Regions from separate parts of the Homo sapiens genome. Here regions 2 and 3 are each linked to region 1. A link is a loop called in an ENCODE intact Hi-C map of the cell type or tissue named here. Cell type or tissue: mammary epithelial cell. All regions are shown on one strand. Links, peaks and the distances in the headings refer to the core of each region. The heading gives the core; the rest is flanking DNA.

Region 1 (8,268 bases), core at 2,195-4,694:
GATCTTTGTCATTGCTATGAGAATCTTGCTCCCAGTGCATTCCATCTGATGCCTGTTGGAGGTGTGCACTGCATCAGGTGAGGCCACCATCCTGCCCACCTGTGATCCAAAAAAAAAAAAAAAGATCTGGGAGGAGAATGGAGATCTGGAGTCGGCCTGTGTGATGGGGGAGAAGCTGCTGCCGTCCCGAGCCTCAGAGGCAGAAGTCAGTGGCCCAAACTCCAGGGCCTAGTGCGTACACATGCACACACGTATGTGCAGACCTGTGTGTGCCTATGCACAGATATGCATCTAGGATGTGTGCACACATGTTCACATAGAGGATACAATGAACTGCTACATGTTTCCGTGTATATATATTACATATAGATATTTACTGGTTTGCATATATGTGTATATATACTGGTATATGTGTGTGTAGACTATCATGCATGTATGTGTGTATACATATACTAGTATGTATGCGTGTGCATATATAGAGGTATATACATGTGTGTGTACCCGTATCTATTTACTAGTATATATGATGTGTGTGTGTACTGGTATGGATGTGTGGGTATGTGCACTTGCTGGTATGTATGTAGGTGTTTGCTAACACATACGTGCACACGCAGAATGCTTCCAGGGGACTGCACAGCCTCTAGTTCGCAGCCCCCACCCCTCCCTTTGCCCCTGCACTCTCCCCTCTCTGAGCTGCATTCGCATGAAAGGGTGCAGGTTCTGACCCCGCAGCGCCACCTCCTGGACACCTAGGGATTTCTGGCAGCGCCTGCTTGGCCACCAGCACTGAGGGAAAGATGAATCCGAGGGAGATCAGGGGATGGGGCACTGAGTGACGTCCCCAGGATCACAGGGTTCTCATATGGCCCCAGCAGTCCATTTGCAACTCTACAGATGAATTCCAAAGGGCCAGAACCCTTAATTAATCAGGGACTCCTCCACCTCGAAGTGGGAAAGACAGCCCCAGGAGAGTAAAGTCTGGGTGACCCCAGGAGGGACAGGGGAACTTGCTGGGCAGCTGGCCCTGTGCTGCCACAGCTTGTCAGGGAGGTTTCTACAGCACGTGGAGGGAGGTGGGTGGTGGGGGCAGTAAGCAGAGGGAGGGGAGGCTCCAGGGGGTCCCGGATGGGGTGCTCGAGGCTTCGGGGAACCTGGAGTGGAAGAGAGTTTTAGAAGAAGCAAGCCAGGGCCAGGCACAGCGGCTCAGGCATGTAATCCCAGCACTTTGGGAGGCAGAGGAGGGCAGATCACCTGAGATCAGGAGTTTGAGACCAGCCCGGCCAACATGGTGAAACCCCATATCTACTAAAACTACAAAAATTAGCCAGGCATGGTGGTGCACTTCTGTAATCCCAACTATTCAGGAAGCTGACGTAGGAGAATCACTTGCACCCAGAAGGCAGAGGTTGCAGTGAGCCGAGATCATGCCACTGTACTGCAGCCTGGGTGACAGAGTGAGACTCCATCAAAAAAAAAAAAAAAAAAAGACAATGCTTAAATAGGGCAAATTGAAATCCTGTCCAGTGGAATAGCACTTCTGAGGTGTTCCTGCCAAGACAGATAACGCAAATCAAATCCCCAGGGGGCAGCAGTCTCTCAAGTGGCGGCACAGCCCACAGAATAACTGGCCCTTAATCTTCGAAAGTGTCAAGGCCATGAAAGTCAAGTAAAGACTGAGCTCAGCTTCAGACTCTAGGAGACTAAGGAGATGTGACAACCAGAAGCCACATACCATTTTGAACTGGGTGCATTCACTGTGAAGAAATCATCAGACCACTGGGGAGACTTGAACAGCAGCAACGCGCCCTGCGAACTTGAGTTGTGAGTGAAGGTTGTTCTGACCGACCATGTAGGAGAAAGTCCATATTTGCAGGAAGTACATGGGAGTATTTGGGGTGATGGAGTATTGGAGGTGGAGTATTAGGGAGCAAGTGTTGACAATTTACCCCCAAATGGTTCAGGAAAAAATGCATGATTTGTGCTGCAGTGGAAGCTCTTCTTAAGTCAGAGATTATTTTAGATTTTTTAAAAATTACACACACACGCCCACAAAACTATCTCTGGCAAATTCCTGAGAAGAGCAGGACTCTCCTCCTCCAATGAGCAATTCTAACCAGGGAAACTTCTCTACGTGGCATTGAAATCTGGCCCACAGGAGGTGCTTCCCTGGCCCCAACCCCCTCTTCCCTCAGACTCCTAACAGGATGGAGTCAGGGAAACAGGATCAACACACCTGGGGGTCCAGCCTGTAGAGCGTCGGCAGGGAGGGTCATCGCTGGCTTTTACTGGGCACTCACTGTGTGGATGGGGTTTGAAGTCAACCTGACCAGGGATTGAATCTTGGCTTACCTTAGCTGTGTGATCCTGGGCAAGTCGCTTTACCTCTCTGAGTCTTGGCTTTCTGCTGTGTAAAATAAGGACAAATAACCTCTATCTTGCTGGGTTGTGGTTCAGATTAGAGAGAATTGTGCAGAATGTCAGGTACAGCAATGGGTTTCCAGACTTTAGGCCTGTGGGAAGTCAGCCTCAGAATCTCCTGGGAAACTTCTTATCAAACACAGATTCCTGTAACCTGCTCTCAGAGATTCTGATCAAATTCACCTGGCCAGTTTCAGCTACACCTGCTGAACTATTTACCGAACTATTTACAGCTCTCCAAATGCACTATAGCACTTCTTACCACTATGCCTTTGTACACACAGTTCCCCCATCTAGAGGCCCTTCCCCCTTTGATTGGAAAACTCCTAGTCATCCTTCAAAACCCAGCTGAAATGTCTCCCCATTGATGAAGACTTTCCTAACCATGCCCTCATCTCCCAGTACTCGCTTCTTTGCCAGATCAGTTGTTATGACATGAATAAGAAGTATAATTACCTTCCATTTAGTGAATCTATTATGTACCTCTCATTTCACATACTGTATCTTAACAATAGTTACGCCAAGTACTAATTATTAGCCCTGTTTCCCTGTTTACATATGAAAAAGCTGAGTCTCTGAGGGCTTAAGCAGCTTGCCCTCAGTCCCACAGCTGATAGGGGACAAAGCCAGAACCCCACGCTACTGAGCCCCGAATCTCTAGCTCTGGTCCTTATGGTCTTGGTCTGCCTTCCCCTCAGCACGTGAGCCTGCAGATGTCGGAGCCCAGGGTGTGCATTCATCGCATTCATCTCTTTTTTTTTTTTTTTTTTTTTGAGACGAAGCTTCGCTCTTGCCCAGGCTGAAATGCAATGGCGCGATCTCGACTCACTGCAACCTTTGCCTCCCGGCTTCAAGCAATTCTCCTACCTCAGCCTCCCGAGTTGCTGGGATTACAAGCGTGCGCCACCATGCCCGGCTAATTCTTTTTATTTTTAGTACAGAAGGGGTTTCACCATGTTGGCTAGGCTGATCTTGAACTCCTGACCTCAGGTGATCCGCCCACCTCAGTCTCCCAAAGTGCCGGGATTACAGGCGTGAGCCACCGCGCCGGGCCTAGGGTTAGGGTTCATTCACCTCTGAGTCCTCATCAGCACATTCCCTGATGCGCAAACAGCAGGGAACCCTAAGTGTCGGTCCCTATCTCCTAGGTCCACACCGCCTTCCGTCACACCAGGCTCTCTCCAGACTGGCTGAGAGGGTGGAGCTGGGAGCCTCTGAGGCTGGTAAGCCGCGTGCCTTTGGAGGGTGGGGTAACAAGCAGGGCCTCTCCTAAGGAGGGCTTCCCCGGCCTTCCTTCCTCGGGGCGCAGCATCGACATTCGCCACCAGGGGGTGCTGCCGCACCGTTCCCGGCGCCGCCTCTGCCCCGCGAGGGACTGGGGCGTTTTCCACCGGGCGCGTGTCTGGGGCTGTGACTCAGAATCCTCAAACTCAGAGTTCGCAGACGGAGGAACTCATGCTCAAACGTCTGAACAAAAATATACAGAGCATGAAATTTTTACTCCAGAAATAGTGCACCTCTCTCCCCCTTGGGGAAAAGCGTTTTCCCTACTTCCGTAGGAGTTAACTCGCCAAGGCTTTTAGGAGACGCCGCACAGCTGTGCTCCCGCTCGTTGAAAAAAAGATGCCAAAAGTGTAGAATTTGACCACAAACAACCGAGCTTCACAACGGAGTGTGGCTTGTGTGCCAGGCCCTGTGCTGGGGGTGCAAAAGGCCCCCCGTGTCCAGCCTGGCAGCAGTGACTTCGGGGTCCCTCCTGCAAGCTTGGCTACAGGTGTTCAATCTTACTGACATATTTTACAAATATAGCTACATTTTTCCAGCCCAAATTCAGTACACATGACCTAGCAAAGCATTCCAGAGGCAAACGGCTTTCTAGGAAGTGTAGCTTAGGCACCTAAATGCTGGCATTCTGGGGCTGATGGCGTACGGGAGCCATGAGCAGAGGGTTTGAAAACGGACCTGTCTGGAAAGCCCAGGTCAGAGGGTCCCAAGAGCAGGGCTGGGCAGGCCCCAGATGCCTCCCTTGTAGGGGATTCTGGGGTCTCCTCCCCTCATAGACCCTTCTCCTCCACGAAGCTTCTTCCGGGGGCCAGAGCAAAGTCCCTCTTCTGTCTGGCATTCCACCCAAGCCGCCTCCTTTTCTGTCTGCACCTTCTCCTGGGAAATCTCATTCAAGTCCATGGCCTTAAGCCTCTATCAAGGATGCCCCTAAGGCCGGGTGCAGTAGCTCACGCCTGTAATCCCAGCACTTTGGGAGTCTGAGGCGGGTGGATGGATCACCTGAGGTCAGGAGTTCAAGACCAGCCTGGCCAACATGGTGAAACCCCATCTGTACTAAAAATACAAAAAATTAGCCGGGCATAGTGGCGCACACCTGTAATCCCAGCTACTTGGGAGGCTGAGGCAGGAGAATCGCTTGAACCCGGGAGGCGGAGGTTACAGTGAGCCAAGATTGTACCACTGCACTCCAGCCTGGGCCACAGAGCAAGACTCCATCTCAAAAAACAAAACAAAACAAAAAGCAAAGATGTTCCTAAGACACCATTACTGAACATATAGACCAGTAAATAACAATGATTACACAAATCACATGATAAATTGCATAACACCACACACACACACCACACACATCACACACACACCACACACACACACACACACCCCCCACACACACACCACACACACCACACACACACACCACACACTGTGAACCTAAAAGTGTCTGAGACACCCAATCAATCTGGAAAGTTTATTTTGCCAGTGTTAAAGACACACCCATGTTACAGCCTCAGGAGGCCCTGAGGTCATGTACCCAAGTGGTGGGGGCACAGCTTGCTTTCATACATTTTAGGGAGACACGAGACATCAATCAATATATGTAAGATGTACATTGGTTCGCTCCCCTAAGGCAGGACAACTTGAAGTTGGGGGAACTTCCAGGTCATGGGTAGATAAGAAACAAAAGGTTATTTTGGGTCTTTGATCAGCCTTTCATTGAATACACAATTTACGTGGGAGGACGGAGTAGAGGAATAGTCACTTAGGCCTTAGTCTGACTCAGTGAACCTGCGTTTTTATTTTAAAATAGGGCAGAAGAAGCCATCAGATATGCATTTGTCTCCGGTGAGCAGAGGGAACACCGAGTTCTGTCCTTTTCCCACACCTAGGAAGACAAGCTATCAATTTACGTTGCCAGGCTGAAATTCAACAGAACTGTTTTAGGGTTTTGCCGTCCACAAGGAATTTCCTTGTGGGAAATTGTGATGGAGGTATGTAGGCATGTAGCTTTTTTTTTTTTTAATCTTTGTAGCTATCTTATTTAGGAATCAAATAGGAGGCAGGTTTGCCTGATGCAGTTCTCTGTTTGACTTTTCCCTTTGGCCTAGTGATTTTGGGGTGCTGAGATTTATTTTCCATTCACAACACACACACACACACATACACACACACATGAGATATTAAACTGGCAACCGGCACAGTGCACAGCTCCATGTTCCAGGCATGGTGGACCCAACCTGGTCCCTGACCACCTGCAGCCCCCACCAGCTCAGGCCTCCCTCCTGTCTGATTTCTACCTCCTCATGGGGCTGGGCTTCCCCGGCCACAGTTCTCTCCTACTTGGCCATTTTCTGCAATCCGGAGTTTTTGTTCCCAAACTTGTGCCTAAATTTCTCAGGCACTAGATGATGCAACAGGGGAGTCTGGAATTTGGAGACAGTTCAAATCTCAGCTGCGCCACCACTAGCATCCACGTGACCTCCAACGAGTCATTACCCTCTCCAAGCCTCCGTTTCTTCCTACATGAAGTGGGAGAAACCACGCCCACCCCACAAGGTTCTTGGTGACAAAGTGAGGGGAACCATCTAGATTGAGCAGAGGAGTGTTTTAGTCTGAAGAGCAAAATGATTTGGGAGTGAGGGTGTAAACCCTAGTGCTGCCACTTGCTACCTGTGACCTTGGGCAAGTTATCTAGCCTCACATACCTCAGTCTTCTCAGCCATAAAATGGGTACAATTATAGCACTTACCCGCTTACACAACAACGGTGAATTGAGTTAGTCTCTGTAGAGCGTGTTTAGCACTGTGTCCAGAACACAGTGAGTGCCGCCTCCATGATTTGGTAACACAAGCGTTTGTCGTGGTCATTTCAGGAAGGCTCTGGTAAGTGGAGTGCAGCCCGGATGAGAGCCGGCTGGAGAAAGCTGACTTGTGTCAGCTCAGGGGACAGAGGGGTACAGAGTAGCCTGGAGGCGGCGCCAGGTGGGAGCTGACGAAGCCTGCGGGGGGGCTGAGGCCAGCGTGGTGGAGGGAGCCAGCGGGAGCGCTGCACTTTGATGGGCTCTGAGCGCCTCCGGGCACCCGTAGTTCAGCTGCTTCTCTCCACCCCTCCAAAGGGCGGGAGAGACAGGAATCCCACCTTCCGCCATGCCCTCCTTCAGGGCCTGGCCTCACACGTGCCTGGTAGCAGGATGGCAACCCGATGGCGACTTCAGGCTTCACACCCACAGACGACCGTAATCAGAGAAAGTAAAAAAGAAAGAAAAAACCCTCCCAGCCCAGGATTTTGACCAAGACTCCTGACGTTCACCTCGACTGGACCTCTTGGGCCATGTGCCCAACGCCAAGCCAGTGACCATGGGGAATGGAACGGCTCCATCAAACAGGGCCCTCCTTGCTGGGAGTGGGGCAGGCCCCCCCCCCCCAGGCACAAAGAGACCCGGGCTGGGATGGAGGACGTGGGGAACAAACATTGGTGGGCACCAGCCATGTGTGTGCCACTGTCCCTGTTGCATTTGCAGCCGACCTCAAATCTGTTCTTCAGAGTTGACTGTCGGATGCTCATCACTGAACGTCTCTCAGACGCCCCACAAGTGTTCATATTCAACAAGTCTAGAAATGAACCCTCACCCTCAAACCCACCTTCTCCCCCTGGATTTCCTGTCCTGGTTGACACCTGGTTGAACCACTCACCATCCTAGTTCCCCAAAACCTGGGAATCACCACCCCCTCCCCATCCCCCAAGTCTGGCCAATTCCATCCCCCGGCGGCATTCATACCTGGCCCCATCTCTCCTTTTCCAATTGCCACCACCCAGACCCAATACTCTGCACCAAGACCCACAGGCCACTGTCTTAGGCCAAATATTGGCTCTCTGGCCCTTGCCAGAGAAAGCTAGCCAACCCCTGACCTGGATCTGTAACTGGTCTCCTGGCTCCCATCCATCCTCCACATCTGATGGCATCATTCAACAATGTAAGAATGTCAGTGGCCCCTGGTGACCTGCCACCCACAGCCTGCAGGATCTGACCCCCGCCTTCCCCTGCAGCCTCACCGTACACCTTCCTACCCACCCTGCGTTTGGGCAACTGGCACAAAAGGCTCCCAAACACGCCATGCTTTTTCATGTTTTTCTTTATACTTCAGGTGCATGAGGCTGAGTTCCTCATATTCCTCAACGCCGTCAGTGCCCCATGCAAGACCCCATCTTTTTAATAATCAATGTTATCTCTTTCATTTCTGCCGACCACTCCCATTTCCCTTCTTCCCAAAGGCAATAATGCTACCTGTGTTAACATGTATCTTTCATCTGGGTCTTGTGAAATACGTGTTGCCAAGTTTTTGTGTGTGTTTTAATGCCTATAAATGGTGTTGTTTTATATATTACATTTTTTTGACCATTTTCTCTAAACACTGTTTAGTTTAAGACACATTCCTTTTGCTCTTTGCACAACTCATTTAATTCTCATTGCTGCGCAGTTCTCCAAAGTATGGATTAAAACCGTTTCATGCATCTATTTTCCTGGATTGCTTTTAAATTGACACCATCTCAAACAAAGCTGCAGGGCAT
Region 2 (5,688 bases), core at 85-2,584, 640 kb after region 1:
TTCAGCTTGCGTGGTTTTTGTTTGCCTGTCTGTATAATGGCTACAATATGCTGAAGACATTAACAAGATGGATTTGCAATTTGCTTTCAAATCGTGTTTCTTTGCAGCCTCCCATCTCCAAAGTGAGGAATGAGTTCATGGCTTCAGAGAAGGAGGTGAGGTTTCTACCCTGTGCCAAGTAAAAGGTCTTCACTTTGAGACTGAAAGTTCACTTTTCAGAGCACAGAGAACTTTTAGGGGTTGGCACATGTTTCTGCTGAGGGCTGGGTAGGGAATCTTTTAGGTCAGTGGGTTTGTGGTCAGCAGGCTTGTGGTCTCGATTGCAACTCCTCAACACTGCTGTTGAAACACAAAAGTGAGCGAACATGGCTGTGATTCAATAAAACTTTATCGGTCCTGGAATTTGCACTTCATATAACTTTCACGTTATGAAACGTTCCTGTTTTGATTTTTTTCAACTATTTAAAAATGTAGCAACCATTTTCAGGCAGCTGGCTATATAAAAGACATGGCAGGCTGGCTTTTGGTCCCTGAACTGCTGTTTACAGGTATTTATTCTAAGACTAGAGTTAGAGTGACCACTCATCCAGGCTTGCCTGGGACCTTCTGCTTTAGCATGAGAGTGCTCTGCTCTGTCGGTGATTAGATGCAGGGATGACCCGGGTTTGTCTGCCTCGGGTCTTCCCTGGCTCCCAGGTGATCCCACCTGGAGTTAGGAGGTTCTGAGGGGACAGGGGCCGTGCCCTTGTAACAGAGGCTGCTGGACAGATGGACCGGGCCCAGGATGGGTTGGGAGGCACAGCCAGACCTCAGGGGGTTCCTATAGCACTGGTGAAAGTGAAGGAGGTTCCTGTGAGAAGGAAGGACCTTGAACCTGACAGGGCTAAGGGACAGCAGATCTCAGACCTCAGACCTCTAGCCTCAGGCATCGCACAGGCCAAGCAGGGACAGGCAGACATGGGGTGTGGGCCCAGCGGCTAGAGGAGCCAGCTCGACTGTCCCCAGCCAGTCCATGTCACTTGGTTTTGTCCCCTGCCTGACCCTTGTAGACTCCCGATTTCCAACCCCTGGTTGGCGGCTGGGAGGTGTGGAAAGGGAGTACTGGGCGCCAGGAAAATGGGGTTCCCGGAAGATGACTCAGGCAGCCCCAGAATATGTCTCCATCACTAATAGAGTCCAGAAGCAAGCCTGTGCCCATCCACTGCGATGAGGGTTTCTACGTGATGTTACTGTCATCAAGCCAAACCTGCGGTAACGCCAACCCCTAAAGGCAACCAGGACTTCAGCCAAGTTCAAGTCCTGCATTGCATCAATACATTACGTGGACTTTGAGCATGTCAGTTCTCCTCTCTGAGTTTTACTATCCTTGTCCATATAATGAGGTGGGGTGGGTTTCCCACTGGATCTGAACATCTGTTTTTTGTTTTTTTTTTTTGTTTTTGTTGTTGTTTTTTTTTTTTTTTGAGACAGAGTCTCACTCTGTTGCACAGGCTGGAGTGCAGTGGAGTGATCTCGGCTCACTGCAACCTCCAGCTCCCGGGTTCAAGCGATTCTCCTGCCTCAGCCTCCGGAGTAGCTGGGATTACAGGCACGCACCACCACGCCCAGCTAATTTTTGTATTTTTAGTAGAGACGGGGTTTCACCATGTTGGCCAGGCTGGTCTCCTGACCTCAGGTGATGTGCCCGCCTCGGCCTCCCAAAGTGCTGGGATTGCAGGCGTGAGCCACCTCACCCGGCCAACAACTCAGTTTTAAAATCTCAAGCTACTACTGACTGGTAAGAAAGAAAAGCAACCTCTTCAAATGGCAAGAGCCTCTCTACTAACCCCTGTAGAATATAAAAAGAAAATCATCTGGGTGAGCACGGAAGTCCTGTTTTTAGGGCAAATTTTCTGTGGGTTATAAATAAGCAGTTCTTAGCGGAAGGTCCCCCACACTGGACCTGGGAGGCCCACACCACTTTACCCTTGACCCAGGCACACTGATGTCGGCAATAAAGGATGTGACATGCCAGAAGGAGCTGAGGTTCCTGGTGACAGCTGTTGCCAAGGTAACAGCACGCCAGGCTGCAAACAGGTAGAAACAAGAGGCTCTTCTTACTCACTTCGGAAATTACCAGGAAGCTGATTAAATCTTCTTAGAATCACAGATAGGAGCAGAGAAGCCTTCTTCTCAGGAAACTCACAGCGCAAAGCCACCCTTGCTGGGCTGGGAAAAAGAAGCCTGGGTTCTCATGTCTGTGCCGTGATTGCAGGCACTGCTTACTCTATTGGACCTCAGATACTGTGCAGTTTTTACAAATTGAAGGTTTGTGGCAATGCTGTGTCAAGCAGGCCTATCGGCACCATCCTTCCAACAGCACCTGCTAACCCTGTGTCTCACGCCACCTTTTGGTAATTCTCGCAATATTTCAAACTTTTTCCTTATTATTATATCTGCTCTGTTGACCTGTGATCAGCAACCTTTGGTGTTATTTGATGTTACTACTGTAATTGTTTTGGGGCACCATGAATCGTGCCCATATAAGATGGTGAATTTGATTAATGAATGGCATATGTTCTCACTGCTCCACTGACCAGCCATTCCCCCATCTCTCTCTCTCTCACTTCTTCTCTTTCTCCCTCTCCCTGGTTCTCCTTATTCCCTGAGACACAACAAATATTGAAATTAGGCAAATTAACAACCTTACAATGGCCTCTGAGTGTTCAAGTGAAAAGTCAGTCTCTCACTTTACTTCAACAGCTAGACATGATGAAGCTAGTGAGGAAGGCACACTGAAAGCTGAGAAAGGCTGAAAGCCTGGCCTCTTGTGCCAAACAGCCCAGTTGTGAAGGCAGAGAAAAAGAAGTTCTTGAAGGAAATTAAAAGTGCTACTCCAGTGAACATATGGATAATAAGAAAGCAAAGCAGACTTATTGCCAAAAGGGAGAAAGTTTTAGTAGCCTGGATAGAAGCTCAAACCAGCCACAACCTTCCCTGAAGCCACAGCCTAATCCAGAGCAAGGACCTAACTCTCTATGAAGGCTGAGAGGGGTGAGGAAGCTGCAGAAGAAGAGCTTGAAGCTAGTAGAGGTTGGTTCGTAAGGTTTGTATTAGTCCGTTCTCACACTACTGTAAACAACTACCTGAGACTGGGTAATTTATGAAGAAAAGAGGTTTGATTGACTCACAGTTCCACAGGATTAACAGGGAGCATGATCAGGAGGCCTCAGGAAACTGACAATCATGGCAGAAGGCGAACGGGAAGCAAGGGCCTTCTTCACATGTTGGCAGGAGAGACAGAGCCGGGGGGAAGTGCCACACACTTTTAAACCATCAGATCTCATGAGAACTCACTCACTATCAAGAGAACAGGAGGGGGAAAATCTTTCCCCATGATCCAATCACCTCCCACCAGGCCCCTCCTCCAATTCGACATGAGATTTGGGTAGGGACACAAATCCAAACCCTATCAAGGTTGAAGGAAAGAAGCCAGAACATAAAAGTGCACAGTGAAGCCGCAAGTGCTGGTGAAGAAGCTATAGCAAGTCATCCAGAAGATCCAGCTACCATCCTTGATGAAGGGGGCTCCACCAAACAACAGGTTTTCAATGTAAATGAAACAGCCTTCTATTAGAAGAAGATACCATCTAGGACTTTCATAGCTAAAAAGGACAAGTCAATGCCTGGCTGCAAAACTCTGGAGGACAGGCTGCCTGCCTTGTTAGGGGATAATGCAGCTGGTAACTTTAAGTTGAAACCAATGTTTGTTTACCATCCCAAAAATGCTAGGGTCATTAAGAATTATGCTGAATCTACTCTGTCTGTGCTCTGTGAATGAAACACTCAAGCCTGGATGACAGCACCTCTGTTTACAGCATCGTTTATTGACTATTTTAAGCCCACTCTTAAGACCTACTGCTCAGAAAAAAAGATTCCTTTCAAAACATTACTGTTCATTGACAATGTACCTAGTCTTTGATGGAGATACACCAAGAGGTTTGATGGAGATGTACGGGAAATTAGTGTTGTTTTCATATCTGCTAACACAACATCCATTCTGCAGCCCAAGATCAAGGAGTAATTTCAACTTTCAAGTGGAATTAGTTAAGAAATCCTTTTCATAAGGCTATAGCTGTCATAGCTGCCATAGATAGTAAATCCTCTGATGGATCTGGGCAAAATATACTGGAAACTTTCTGGAAAGGATTCACCATTCTAGATGCTATTAGGAACATTCATGATTTATTGGAGGAGGTCAAAATATCAACATGAACAAGAGTTTGGAAAAAGTTAATTCCTCCCCTTGTGGATGACTTTGAGGGGCTCAGTGGATGAAGTAACTGCTTCATGTGGTGGAAACAGCAAGAGAACTAGATTCTAAGCAAATAAATGTGGGAACAAAAACCACATACTGCATGTTCTCACTTACAAGTGGGAACTAATTATCGGGTACTCATGGACATAAAAGTACTAATGGATACTGGGAACTACTAGACGGGGGAAAGAGGGAAGGGGACAAGTGTTGAAAAATGTTGGGTATTATGCTCAGTGCCCAGGTGACGGGATCAGTCATGCCCCAGACCTCAGCATCATGCAAAGTACCCAAGTAACAAACCTGCACACGTGGCCCCTAAATCTAAAAGAAAAGTTGAAAAAGAAAAAAAGAGAGAGAACTAGAATAAGAGGTGGAGCCTGAAGCCGTGAGTGATCTCATGATAAAACTTGAGTGGATGAGGAGTTGCTCCTTATGGATGAGCAGAGAAAGTGGCTTCTTGAGACAAAATCTCCCCCTGATGAAGACACCATGGACATTGTTGAAATGACAACAAAGGATCTGGAATATTCATTCCCAAGTAGCTGGGACTACAGGCGTACACCACCACACCTGGCTAATTTTTGTATTTTTAGTAGAGATGGGGTTTCACCATGTTGGTCAGGCTAGTCTCCATCTCCTGACCTCAGTGATCTGCCTACCTCGGCCTCCCAAAATGTTGGGATTACAGGCATGAGCCATTGCGCCCAACCACATATGTGTAAATTAATGTACATTAGGTTTTTTAGACACAATGCTATCAATACTCTTGTACACTTAATAGACTCTGGTACACTGTAAACATAACTATTATATGCATTGGGAAACCAAAAACATCGTGGGCCTTACTTTACGATACTTGCTTTAGTGCAGTAGTCTGGAACTGAACCTGTAATATATCCAAGGTATGCTTGTATTTGCTGTGTTCCTTTAGAAAATTACTTTTTCTCTGTTTCTCCAACTGGAAGGATTATATTAAACCTGGGGAAAGGCCCTTGAAGGACTCCATGGCACCCTCAGCGGACACTGTGGGCCTGAAAATGATATTTATTTTTTTTTTCTAGGGAACTCTTCTATTGTATACAATTTTTAAGCATTTAAGTGACAAAGAATACTATAAGCAGAATAATGTTTATTTTTAAAAAAGAAACTTAAAACAAGAAAGTAATGGTAGGAAAATGTTAACTCCTTTAGCCTATGAATTTGTTGAAAAATGAATAAAACTACTGATAGGTTCAGTTAGGAGTATCTTTTGGGTTTTTTTTTTTTGGTACGGTTTGCAAAACTCTTTTGAGGTAAATATTAGGGTGTTTTATGTAGTTCTGATAACAGTGCATAGCATATAGAAATGTTCTTTATGGTTTCTCCTGTCTCCATCTGGGCATGTCAAAGTT
Region 3 (5,688 bases), core at 85-2,584, 140 kb before region 1:
CTGCGCGACCCAATCGCGGCGCGACGCCCTGACGCCCGCAGCCAATCAGAGAGCGCCGGCCGCGCCACGCCCCTCCCCCGTGCCGAGGACCCGGGCGAGGGCGCCGAGGCGCGGCCCGGGCCGTCGCCGGAGAACGGCTGGCCAGCGTCGTGGGGCGCGCTCCTCGGGTGAGAGCATGGAAGAGCGTCTTTGCCCCTCACTCCTCGGTTTCTCCTCCCTGGAATGTCGCGGCCCCCCACCCCTCTCTGGGAGAGACGGCAGACAACAAAGGGGCCCGGGGTGGCGGCCGGAGGGACGATGTGAGGGACGCCGCCGAGCCAGCGCCAGGGGAAGTTGGGGACGAAGGTGGGGGCTGGGAGGACGACAAACCAAAACAGCGACCTGGCTGAGAAGCCCCTTTGTCTGGGAGAGTGCCGGGTGAAAGCCCAAAGCTGAGAGCAGCCCCGGGGTCTGACGCTTTCGTCACCCTGCAGCCGCACCCGGGCCTTTGGGTGGTGAGAGCTGGGCCTGGGTTCGACGCCCGCGGGCGCAGGGAGACCGGCTCCCCTTTGCTGTGTGAAAGTTTAGTTCTTTGTAGCCAGCCGCCCTCGTTGAAGGCCCCACCTTCTTCCTGAGAAAGTTTCTAAGCATCCCTTCACCCCTTGAGCGCAGGCACCCCCAGACTGTTGAAGTCCGCCAGGTTTACATACCCTGGCGGGTCACGTGTATATATAATCCCCCCAACTTCGTAAAAGTAAGCCATTTGAGTTCCTTTAAAATGCAAACGTCAACTTCTGTTCAGAAGACTTTAAAAGAGGAGAAATGCCACAGCAGTTATGAGGACAAATCAAGACTCAAGGATTTGGCAGTTTAACTTTGGTAGAAATAACTAATGTTTACTGAGAGTTTAACCACAGCTTTAATACTTTTGGTATTTAATCCTCACAATAACCGTGTGAAATAGACACTTTTACACACCCTCCTTCAAGGAAGTTGAGTCACAGAAGAGGTAACTTGCCCAGGGGCACACAGCTGGTAAGTAGATTGGAATCCAAGTAAATCTACATTTAGAGCCGACCTTATCACTAGGCCTTCATCTCTCTCACACTTAACACCCATTCCAGAAACTCCCGTCAGCTATCAGTTATACCATTGGGTTGATGACTAGCTTAGAGTCTTGAATAAGAAGGCAGCACAGATAAAAATACACCTGCCTTAGTAATCAGTCTGTGGGCTTACGTTTGTCTCTCTGAAAAGGAGGCAGTGGAACTCATCAGTGCAATCCCGTCTTGCCTAGAATCCTTTCACTGGTCGACTCAATCCTAGTTTGGTGGATTCTCAGCTGAAATGGAATAGAGGATAAAAGGAAGAGTAAAAAGAACAGGACCTTCATTCCCCCAGGGGAGTGTTCCAGTGGGATTTGTAATCAATTAGAGAGCTGCTTATTACAGTATATTAATCCAAAAACCCAGACCTATTAATATTATATTAGAAAGAAACCATTTTTTTTTCCTTTTCTTCACTTTAGAAAAGTAGAGGAAGCGCACAGGTGGCTGAGCATACAAACTGAAGAAAAAATTGAAATGCCATTTTAAAAACTTGAAAGGTGGGTGTTGGGAACATATTGCAACCTAAAGTAAGCAGCATGGAGATACAATCTCAGAGCTAGAACAAATAATGTCTGCAGAAAGGAGTTTCCTTAAGCTAAATTTTTATTTTAGTCAGACATGACAGAACATAATCTGTATTTGGGGTAACTACATGAAATTATTTAATATCTAGAATGGTTGAGCGCTGTGGCTCATGCCTGTAATCCCAGCAGTGAGCTGTGATCGCACCACTGCACCCCAGCCTGGATGACAGAGTGAGACCCTGTCTCAAAAAAATAAATAGGCCAGGCATGGTGGCTCACGCCTGTAATCCCAGCACTTCTGGGAGGCCAAGTTTGGTGGATCATTTGAGATCAGGAGTTCCAGACCAGCCAACATGGTGAAACCCCGTCTCTACTAAAAATACAAAAAAAATTAGCCGGGCATGGTGGCAGGCACCTGTAGTCCCAGCTACTCAGGAGGCTGAGGCTGGAGAATTGCTTGAACCCAGAAGGAGGAGGTTGCAGTGAGCCGTGATCACACCACTGCACTCCAGCCTGGGTGACAGAGTGAGACTTTGTCTCAAAAAATATAAAGAAATAAATTATATATATATATAGAGAGAGAGAGAGAGAGAGAGAGAATAGGGAAGATTTTAGCCATCTGGGAAAATTTTGCTGTGTCAGAGTTACAAAACTATAGGTAAAATATAGTATAGTAGTAATAATAGCTTAGATTTTGGAATCAAACACACCTAGTCTCTTCCATTTATTAGCAGCAAGATATTGGGCAAGTTATTTAACCTTTCTAAGTCTCCATTTCCTCATGTAAAAATGAGCGTAATAATGGCACCAACTCCATAGTTTATGAGGTTATAAAGGTGTACTTATATGAAGAGCTCAGAACAGTGCTTGGTGCATGATAAAACTTAAGAAAGATTATATTAGAGTTCTCCAGAGAAACACAACCAATAGGAGATAGATATGGTTTTGCTTCTCTGGAGAACTCTAGATAGAATAGATAGATAGATAGATAGATAGATAGATAGATAGATAGATAATAAATAGATATGGAAATAGATAGACAGAAGTTTATTATGAGAGATTGGGTTGAGATTATGAAGGCTGAGAAGTCCCACGATCATCTGCCATCTGTAAGCTAAAGGCCGAGGAAAGCCAGTAGTGTAGGTCCAGTCCAAGCCCAAAGGCCTGAGAAACACAGGAGCCAACAGTGTAGTTCAGTTTATGTCCAAAAGCCTGAGAACCAGGAGCAATGATATCCGAGGGCAGGAGATGATGGATGTCCCTGTTCAGAGTGAATTCACCCTTCCTCCACCTTTTTGTTCTATTTGGGCCCTCAGCAGATGTGATGACGCCGGGGTACGTGGGTGAGAAAATCTTTACTCAATGTACCAATTCGAATGCTGATCTCTGCAGGAAACATGCTCAAATACACATTGAGAAATAATGTTTCAATAGCTCTATCTGGGCACCTTTTAGCCCAGTCAAGCTGACACATAATATTAATCCAAGAAATTTAGTATAATTCTGAAAATGGAAACCATTTGTTTCGTATTAAATATACTACCTCTTCATGTTTTTAATGAAGAATTGAAGCTGGCATTTTAAGCTGATAACTCATTGATGGTAGCATAAACTGTGTGCAGGCCATACAATTAGCCTGACCAGTATCTGCTAATTATACCAGAAGCTCTTCAGTGGAGACAAAAGAGAAAAGAATTAAACTAATTGTATATAATGCCTCACTGCCCTACCTTGGGTAACATCCATCCTATAAAGAGCAATTCTTGTGTTAAAACATTTATTGACCACTTACTATGTTCAAGGAGCTATGTGGGGTGACGTAAAGGATAAATGATGCCTGTAATCAAAAGAAGAAAACAGTCGTATTCACAAATTCACATGTTACAAGAAAAGTATCAAGGAAGTTTCTTTTTTTAATGTTAAAATCAAAGGAATATGTCTGTAAGAAAGAAGCTTAGCTTGAAGTTAAAAGACCTGAATTTTAACCCTAACTTTTCCACCAGATAGCTATGAACTTTAGAAATTGGCTTAGCTTCTCTGTGCCTTAAGTTTCCCATTGTTAAATATGAATAATGGTAACTGTTCATCCTACCTCATAGGAGTGTTGTGACTATGAGCATGAACTTAATCATAGACTCAATTATTTTTAAAGTTACTAGTACTGTTAGTCTGAGAAATAATAACTAGTAGTAAAGGGATTTCAATATAGCAGCCACATTGTTAACAAGAGTTACTTAGACAAAGGCACAGGAGCACCAGGCAGCATCCACGTGTGGTAAGATGGCAGTGCGGCAGTGCTCTTGTCCTGGGTTCATTGCCCTCGCCTCCTAAAATCGCTGTGATCATTAAAGATTGCTAAAATGAGATGTTTCCTTCCCAACTTATTTTTAACATTGAAGAAACCACTGGGAAGAAATGAATAATCTGCCAAGCTGCTTTTGTTTTGTAAAAATAGTATGTGCCATGAAATTCCATCTCTCAGGCAATTATTTTGCCTATTCTATGTTCCTATACCCTGGAATAATTTTGATGGATGAAGAACATTGAACCATACACATAATAACAACCCAAGTTAACTAGAGGGGCATCTTTAAGCACTTGCAAGCTAACCTTAGCCTGAGACTAGAAAATGGAACGAGAATGTCACCCTTTAAGACCTAACATAGTTCAATTAGGAAATCACAAAGTAGGCTGAACAAGAGGTAGCAAACACAGTAGGAGAAGTCCTGGCTCCACTGTATTCTGGCTCCACCACGGACGTGGACTGTACCAGCAAACAAATCACTCATCTTCAATTTCATTGGGAACATGTTAAGAGATTTGTTAAATAAATGATTTCAATTGTCACCTCTTCCTCTAAAATTAAATGATTCCCAAGAATTTTTGGGACTTTCTCTGTCTCTGTGAGACCACAGTCTAGGTTTAAATTAGGCTAAAAGATGCAAATGAAACTATTACTCATCAGTTTGGGAATAGCACTGCTTTCTAATTATTCCACAGGTTCCAGGACTACCTCAAATGTATTACGTCTCTAATCAGTCTTTCTCCTTAAAAATGCCTATTATTTCTTGGTGGACTGCAAAGATTTCTGTTTTATATCTGCGCATCTTGGGAAACATTTTATTTTCCTCATAGATTTATTTGGCATTTTTATCTTTATATGATTGAGTCAAATCTCAATACAAAGAACACCCCTTTCATGCTTATTTATTACAACATGAGCATGCAGCCTCCAACCCCTGATTCCTAGGTACAGAAAAATAAAGTTCAAGCTTTTTCATGCTTTTGCATATCTGCATAATAGTTTTTGTGTCCAAATTATGAAACACCTTAAATATAAATTGCTGTAGCCTCCCCAGGGTTCATCATAATCACCGTCACCACTAGCAGCATTTATTGCATCTGCTGGGGTCACTGCACTGGGGAAGAAGGCCTCATTTTCTCAGTTCGCCTAATATTCCAGGTTCTTTCTGTTTATCTATAATTGTAAGAAGAGTTGCCCTTCTGATACATGTTGACATATCACTGTTCTGCTAAACAGTGTAGTCTGGCTACTAGGGGAGGAGTTACACCCACCCTCTTCTGCTGCCAGCTCTGTGACAAAGAGAAAGCTGTAAGTTATTCTCCAGCCTGCTGAAGAGTTTTGTGTAGTCCCCAGCAGCCTATCACTTTCAGCAGAATTCCCTCTTTAGAAGTAAATGTGTCAAACTGCATATTTTGTTATGGGTATTTTATGCCTAAACCCTTCCTCCCTTATTGTCATTTTATAGATGCTGGGTTTTGGTCCACAGATTACAATACCAGTGTCCTAACTAATGTCAGAGTTCTAGCCAGTGAAAAATTAGAAATGAGAGTCATCTCTTCCCATCATGTCTGGGGTTACCACATCTAACCTGGTTCTCTTGCCAAAGAACTTGCTCTCCAGGATGGATGACTCTGGATAAACATGAGTTACCTGCTAAGGAATGGCCTTATAATCAGATGATAGTCTGGTTTCAAGCTCATCAAATTATCTTTTAATTTATTTTCCATTTGAAATCAAATAGTTATTCCCTCTTATTTACATTCTCATCTAG

Evidence for each region. Peaks named below come from ENCODE experiments on the same cell type or tissue, not always from the same donor. Only the 100,000 strongest peaks of a DNase experiment are listed, where the experiment ranks them.
Region 2: it touches region 1 in a loop (5-fold over the local background); 6 of 110 quality-filtered maps call a loop at or near these places.
Region 3: it touches region 1 in a loop (3-fold over the local background); 12 of 110 quality-filtered maps call a loop at or near these places.

What each region holds. Positions count from the first base shown.
Region 1 is chr2:9,139,155-9,147,422 of GRCh38, forward strand. LOC105373417 (a long non-coding RNA gene) reads right to left here and starts at 6,756. Exons shown (of 4, transcript XR_922775.1): 1 at 6,449-6,756; 2 at 1-99. RefSeq lists enhancers at 549-1,049, 2,868-3,765, 3,882-3,961. In mammary epithelial cell, for the core only: a CTCF peak has its summit at 3,746 (motif pointing right); a DNase peak (open chromatin) is centred at 3,737; H3K4me3 peaks cover 199 bases; H3K27ac peaks cover 891 bases.
Region 2 is chr2:9,780,259-9,785,946 of GRCh38, forward strand. No RefSeq gene overlaps it. Among named protein-coding and RNA genes, the nearest start is that of TAF1B, 60 kb to the right of the region's middle. In mammary epithelial cell, for the core only: no CTCF peak of the experiment used is centred there; DNase peaks (open chromatin) are centred at 1,243 and 2,073; H3K27ac peaks cover 2,033 bases.
Region 3 is chr2:9,003,962-9,009,649 of GRCh38, forward strand. LOC124907728 (a long non-coding RNA gene) reads left to right here and starts at 115. Exons shown (of 2, transcript XR_007086199.1): 1 at 115-167; 2 at 1,508-4,902. RefSeq lists a silencer at 1-96. In mammary epithelial cell, for the core only: no CTCF peak of the experiment used is centred there; a DNase peak (open chromatin) is centred at 1,030; H3K4me3 peaks cover 899 bases; H3K27ac peaks cover 1,212 bases.